2 separate regions of the Homo sapiens genome follow, and region 1 is linked to region 2. The links are chromatin loops, found by intact Hi-C in ENCODE. Cell type or tissue: PC-3. All regions are shown on one strand. Links, peaks and the distances in the headings refer to the core of each region. The heading gives the core; the rest is flanking DNA.

The links. A loop is a pair of places that touch in the nucleus more often than their neighbours do. Peaks named below come from ENCODE experiments on the same cell type or tissue, not always from the same donor. Only the 100,000 strongest peaks of a DNase experiment are listed, where the experiment ranks them.
Region 1: it touches region 2 in a loop (5-fold over the local background); 3 of 110 quality-filtered maps call a loop at or near these places.

What each region holds. Positions count from the first base shown.
Region 1 is chr4:162,163,634-162,166,562 of GRCh38, reverse strand. It overlaps FSTL5 (follistatin like 5), which reads left to right and starts at 2,563. Exons shown (of 16, transcript NM_020116.5): 1 at 2,563-2,929. RefSeq lists an enhancer at 2,300-2,409. In PC-3, for the core only: no CTCF peak of the experiment used is centred there; no DNase peak of the experiment used is centred there; H3K4me3 peaks cover 1,060 bases.
Region 2 is chr4:162,460,881-162,463,809 of GRCh38, reverse strand. It overlaps LOC124900804 (a long non-coding RNA gene), which reads right to left. Exons shown (of 2, transcript XR_007058353.1): 2 at 1,877-2,054. Among named protein-coding and RNA genes, the nearest start is that of FSTL5, 300 kb to the right of the region's middle. In PC-3, for the core only: a CTCF peak has its summit at 1,645 (motif pointing right); no DNase peak of the experiment used is centred there.

The DNA.
Region 1 (2,929 bases), core at 202-2,701, 300 kb after region 2:
TCTAATATAAAATTACAGAATGACAAGCATGTAATGAATTTTGGAGATAACAGGATAACCTATATATTTTACAAATGATGTGTGTGATGAAAAGGTTTAAATAACTTGCCCTCAGTCACATTGCCATTTAGGACAGTACAAAACCAAGAATCCGCTAGGAGGATATTCTCAATGCTTTTCTGCATGTATTCATCTTTGTTCATGCTTCCCAAAATAGCTCTTTTCCTTTTTTTTTCTTTTCTTTCTTTCTTTCTTCTGTCCCTCTTTTTAAAGACAGTGAAAAAATGAGAAAATGATTTGGCTTTCCTTTCCATCTTTCAAAGGAAGGTTTGTTTTCTAGTTTTATTCCCTCAGGTTTTTCAATAATATTATGACTGCTTTAATTGAATTCATAGTCCAAAACATTATGATCACTGGAGTAAACTGAAAAATTATGTCCATTATACAAACAACATAGGTCTTGGTGGAATTTTATAAGCATACATCATGTACTCTCTATATTGCTAAAGTGAACTATCAAGATTTCTCTGACATTTCAGCACATTGGCATGAAGCAGACCAAAGTGTGCTATGCGATGTTCCCAAAAGAAGCATATCATGTGCGCCGTAGCCAGCCTAAGTTCAAGTTATACAGTTGGCTCCATTGTAATTGTAATTGTGCAACACCCATCTGCCCCCACAGATCATCTTTCCTGACATATCATGGTGTCTGCCACCTTTATTAAAATGACTTTGGGAATTGAAGAACTCATAATACATGCATGTATGGGTATATCTGTGCAAAAAGTCATGGCACTTGACACTTACAAATGCAAAATCAGTAGTTGTCTGAGAAAACAAAAACATTGCAGATTACCCAAAATGCAAAACTTGTAGTCAAGGTGTGTTGGAGAAATAGTACTGGGGATTGTACGTTCAGAAAAGAAATGGGCAATTTCTGGAATAAAGCCATAGAGAAAGTTTTATGTGGGTGTGAATCAGAATAAAAAAATGTTCCTTCCCTCAAGCAAAAACACCATAGTTTTTTCCTCTGTTATTTCTTCTTTTTTAAGTAACTAGAAAGAAGCAGTTTGGGGGTATGGGTCCACAAAGTAAATAGACTTCCTCAAATAACTTCTTAATATTAGAGAAAATAAAATGCATTATTTTTCCTGATGGGGAAATAAGTAAGTGTATTCCTTTGATTAGAGTCCCTGAAAAATGCTTGTGAGTGGATCCAGTGCTAGATGATATCAGACTCCTGGCATATGATGACACATATCAGTGTGTATGCATTCTGATGGAAAGCAATGTGTGAAATGCTATGACATTATTTGAATAAACAACCTTTTTTATTAAACATGCTTTATCCAACTTAAGAAAATTTAAGCTTAGTTTTAGATACCCACTTCTCTGTCCAAGTAAGTCATGATAGCTGTAGGTGGGACATGTGCATGGAATGTGAATAATCACCCTTCTGGATGATTGATTGCTTCAGTTCACTGAAAGTGTTTGTTTACAAGTTTAAGCAGTCTGTGGAATTTGGCATGACAGGCCCCCTTTCTCTTGCCTTCAAGGAGGCTAGAGCTTCACTGGGACAAGAAATATCACAAATACTGAGAGAATTGCTAAAGGCTATGTAAAGCTTCCAGCATAGCCCATCTTTCATAGAAATATTGATATAGTAGACATAATAAATATTGCATAACCTTCATAATTTTGGCAGTGGAAGTTGAAGCTGATAACTTTCACTTTTTATTATTTAATTTTTTTCCCTCTGGAATCTCCAAGTCTATACAGTTTGAGGATTTGTTTAAATCATGAGAATGAATAAGGAAGGTTCTGTAGGTTTTATAGGAACGCATATGAAGTATAATATATACTATGGAGCACTCGTATTTTTTTTCCTTAAGATTCTGTTTAGAAATGATGGTTAGCGCTGCAAGCTTTCACGTTTTCTCTCAGTGCTCAGAATTTTTTTTTTTTTCTTCCAGGCAAGTTTCTGCAGCAGCGACTCCCTCCAGAGGCTCCGTGAACCGAGGGAAGGGAGTAGGAACACCAAATACGGATCCGTTCAAATAACCAAATGGCAGGGAGAGGCAGCAAAGTTTGGGCAGGAAGATGAAAAGGATTGGAGATGTTTTCAAGAATGGTTGAATAGATTCATTCTATTTCTCCGTCTCCTCCCCACCCGCCTCCCACTCGGTCCTCTCCGTGCTCCACTGCCCCCTCTCTCCGCCCCGTCTTCCTTCCAGAGCTGTGCCCGCAGCGATCTTAGAGTGCGCAGAAACGGCAGTCCCCGCGAAGGCAAAGGCTCCAGCACCGTCAAAGCGTTTAGTTTCTACTGGACTGGTTGAGAATACATCCTGAAGTCCAAAGATGCCCACGCTGACGTTAAGCCTGAATTTTGTTGCCCCGATTGCCGCAGCTGACTCTAGCAGAAGCCCAGTCAAGGGGGCGGCCCCTCACCTCTCGGCGAGTTGATATGCAAAATAGTTACGTCAGATGGTGGGGGCGGGGCACCCCCGGGTTGAGTGGCAGCAGCTCCTGCCTAGGGAGGAGGAGCGAGAATCAGCCTGGTTCAGTGACTGAGACAAACTGGAGGTGAAAGGAGCTGGTACTGTCCACTGTGCTGTCGGTGCTGAACCTGAGACGCGAGCGGACCAGTTGCTCCAGCACCTGAAGGCAACGCCCTCTTGCACCCTCTGTGCCCTGTGGGACCCGCTTCACCAACAGGACCCATATCAACTTGACAAAGGAGTGTGGTATCGGACGTGGGAGAGAGTCCTCTGTTTGCCACCTGGGCGCTCATTCAGGCGTGACTTTGGAGATTTCTATAGTTTTAGACCAAACTATTTTTTTTTCCCCAGCTAAGACGATCTTTTGAGAGTTTTTTTTTTTTATTGTGATTTATATTTCCACAGCGTTTAGGAATCTTTCTGGGGGACTT
Region 2 (2,929 bases), core at 169-2,668:
TATATACTGTAGTAATTTATCTTTACATCTCGATTTAACATGAAAAATTTTATAAAATATTGTGTCATTCAGCCACTAATGACTTTAGAATAACCCCTTTAAAAATATTTTCTTCATGGTTTTCATACACAAATTTGTAAGGTCAGTATGGTCACAAGAAAACATTTGCTAACAACGTCAAAATTAATCATAAACAGGAGAATAGAGTTTCCTTTGTAGATGATTTTCTGTATTATCCTACTTGTAAAGGAGCCATAAAAGAAAACTGCTCACTAATTGTACATTAAGAAATTATCCCCTGAGTCCTCGTTAATTTCTTCTTGACAGGTTCAGTCACAGTTCCCATAAGATGTCAGAAAAGGTAAGTCAAAAATGAGAAAATGTCAGTTGTGTTCTCATAAATTTCTTTTCAATCAACTCTTTCGTAAATACCTCACTAACTCTATCTCATCTTCAACATTAAAAGGAAAATAAATGTGCTGTGTTGCGCTGTAAGCTTGGCTTATGAAAATAAATTCTCACTTAAGAGAGCTTTGTTTGTGTCATCTACACAGAAGGGACTAAGTGATCAAAATTTTGAGCAGGAATACATGGATAAAAAGTACTAATGAATACCAGGTGGATAAAAAGCACTAATGAATACCAGGTGTTTGATGAGATTCATTTTTTTTTCTTAAATTACGCAAGTGTCAATATACTGCCTACGGAAAAAAATGCTTTAATAACAGAACTATTCTACTCAGCATGGAAGTAACACACTAACTAATTTTCTATAATGACTAGCCCACTGGGACAGAACGATTTATAGTCAGGAGAAACCAGTATAACAAAAGAATAAATTTGGTTTGTCTGAATTGGACTTACTACTGCTTTTAGAATTTTTCTTCTAATCTTTGCAAATGAGATCTATATATCAATCGATCAATCTGTTTATCCTTCTATTTGATATATTTCTATTGCGCTAATATATCTTGCTTTCTTCTTTTTGAGGTATTCATTATCATCATTATTTAACACTCTGAAATTACTTTGAATGTTATAATGTACAGAATAAAAGTAATATAGGAGATAAAGTATGGGGAAAAACAAACACCTACAGTAATTTGAAAGTGTGGAATGTAAACATTTATAAGGTGGCACCAGATTAGTTGTTCTAAAAGAAAATAATTTTGCATAAAGTGTTGTGTGAGCATTGCTAATCGCCTCCTATTTCTTTTGCTCAGTTAAGACAGTTGAAGCAGGGAATATCATGGGGAGCGTATGAGGTGAAAAAATGCAATGCACTTTACACTAAAACTATGCTGAAAGTAAGTTTTGCTGAAAGTAAATTATTAAGAATTTAGAAATTTTTTAAAATAAAATTTGAAAAGCATAATATTAAATATTTTATTAAAGGACACTAAGCTTAGAAATAATGTAGCAAAAAAAGAAGATTTTTAAAAACTTTTTATATTAAAATAAACATGTTTTCTCTAGGATAAGTGGTTATCTAGTGAGATAATAGGAATGATAAAAAATTTTTGTCAATATTAAACAGCTAATATTCAAGAGCTTAGAATATATCTGTGTACATTTCAAATATAGCTCATCCTTAAAAGAATAAAACTACAAAATAATCTGGGAAGTTATTCAAGTCACCAATAGATGGCAGAAGGAATTTATATTTTGGGTTACTTTAAGGACTCTGCCAAGCTATTCCAATAATGCACTGAAAACAATGTTGACTTTAAATTGTTATATTTAACTTTAGTCAGCAACATTCATCAAAGTTAATTGTAAATTTATATACACACATATACATACACATCAATGTATCTATATATTCACGTATTATCTCTCAATTGCTGTGTAACAAATTACTTCAAAACTTCAGAACTTACAACAAACATTTAAACATTTATTATTTCACACAGTTTCTGAGGGTTAGGAATGTGAACATGACTTAGCTGGGTGGTTGTGGCTCAGCATCTCTCATGAAGTTGCACCAAGTTGTCAGTCGTGACTGCAGTCATCTGAAGACACTGGGCAATCTCTTTTCAAACCCATTCCTGTGGCTGATAGAAAGAGGCTTCAGTTCCCAGCTAGGTGGGTCTCCTAATAGGCTATACACAACACACGGATGCTGACCTCACCCAGAGTGAGGGATGAAAGAAAGAGAAAGAGAATGACAGCATAAGCAAGCAAGAGCCCAATGACAATCTCTGCTCAGTGTTTATAACCTAACCTGTAAATTACACAGCGTAACTTCTGCTTAATCAACTGGTTGCATAGACTTACTCGGTGTAAAATTTGGAAGAGGAACTGTACAAATTACAAGGTGGCAGTGGAGAGATGCATCTTGGGTGCTAATAGATATCTATATCCATATCTATATCTATATCTATATCTATCTATATCTCCTCTTCATGTTCAGTTTTGTTATTCTTATACCGCATTCAATATTTCTCTTTCTGTAATTGAAAATACCCTTTTCCATCTTTCTACTCACTAGATTTTTTTCTGTTCTTTTCTTACATTGATCATTCCTTTCTTTCTTTCCTTTCTTCCTTTTGATCAACACTTGCCATGTCCAACAAAAGTGAAATGAGCACATAAGCATAAATATGTAAGAAAAATCCTGGTTTCTTGAATAGAACATTTTTAAAACTTTTGAGAATAGAATGTCAGAGGAAACATTGTTTATTATTCATGGATACAAATGGGCTTTTCTCATCACCAAGGACAATATTTAACATAAAAGTCTTCCTGGATTTCTAATTTACTTCCAGTAAATTCATGACGATCTTCACCTAAGTGTCTGGACATGTCGGACAGGGTCACTTTAGAGTGAGGATAAGTTTTTTTGTTAGAGATAAAGTCATTTCTACAGGTAAAGTCAGCATGTGAGAATTAGGAGTGTAGGGACAGAGATGCAAAATTTTTTAAAGCG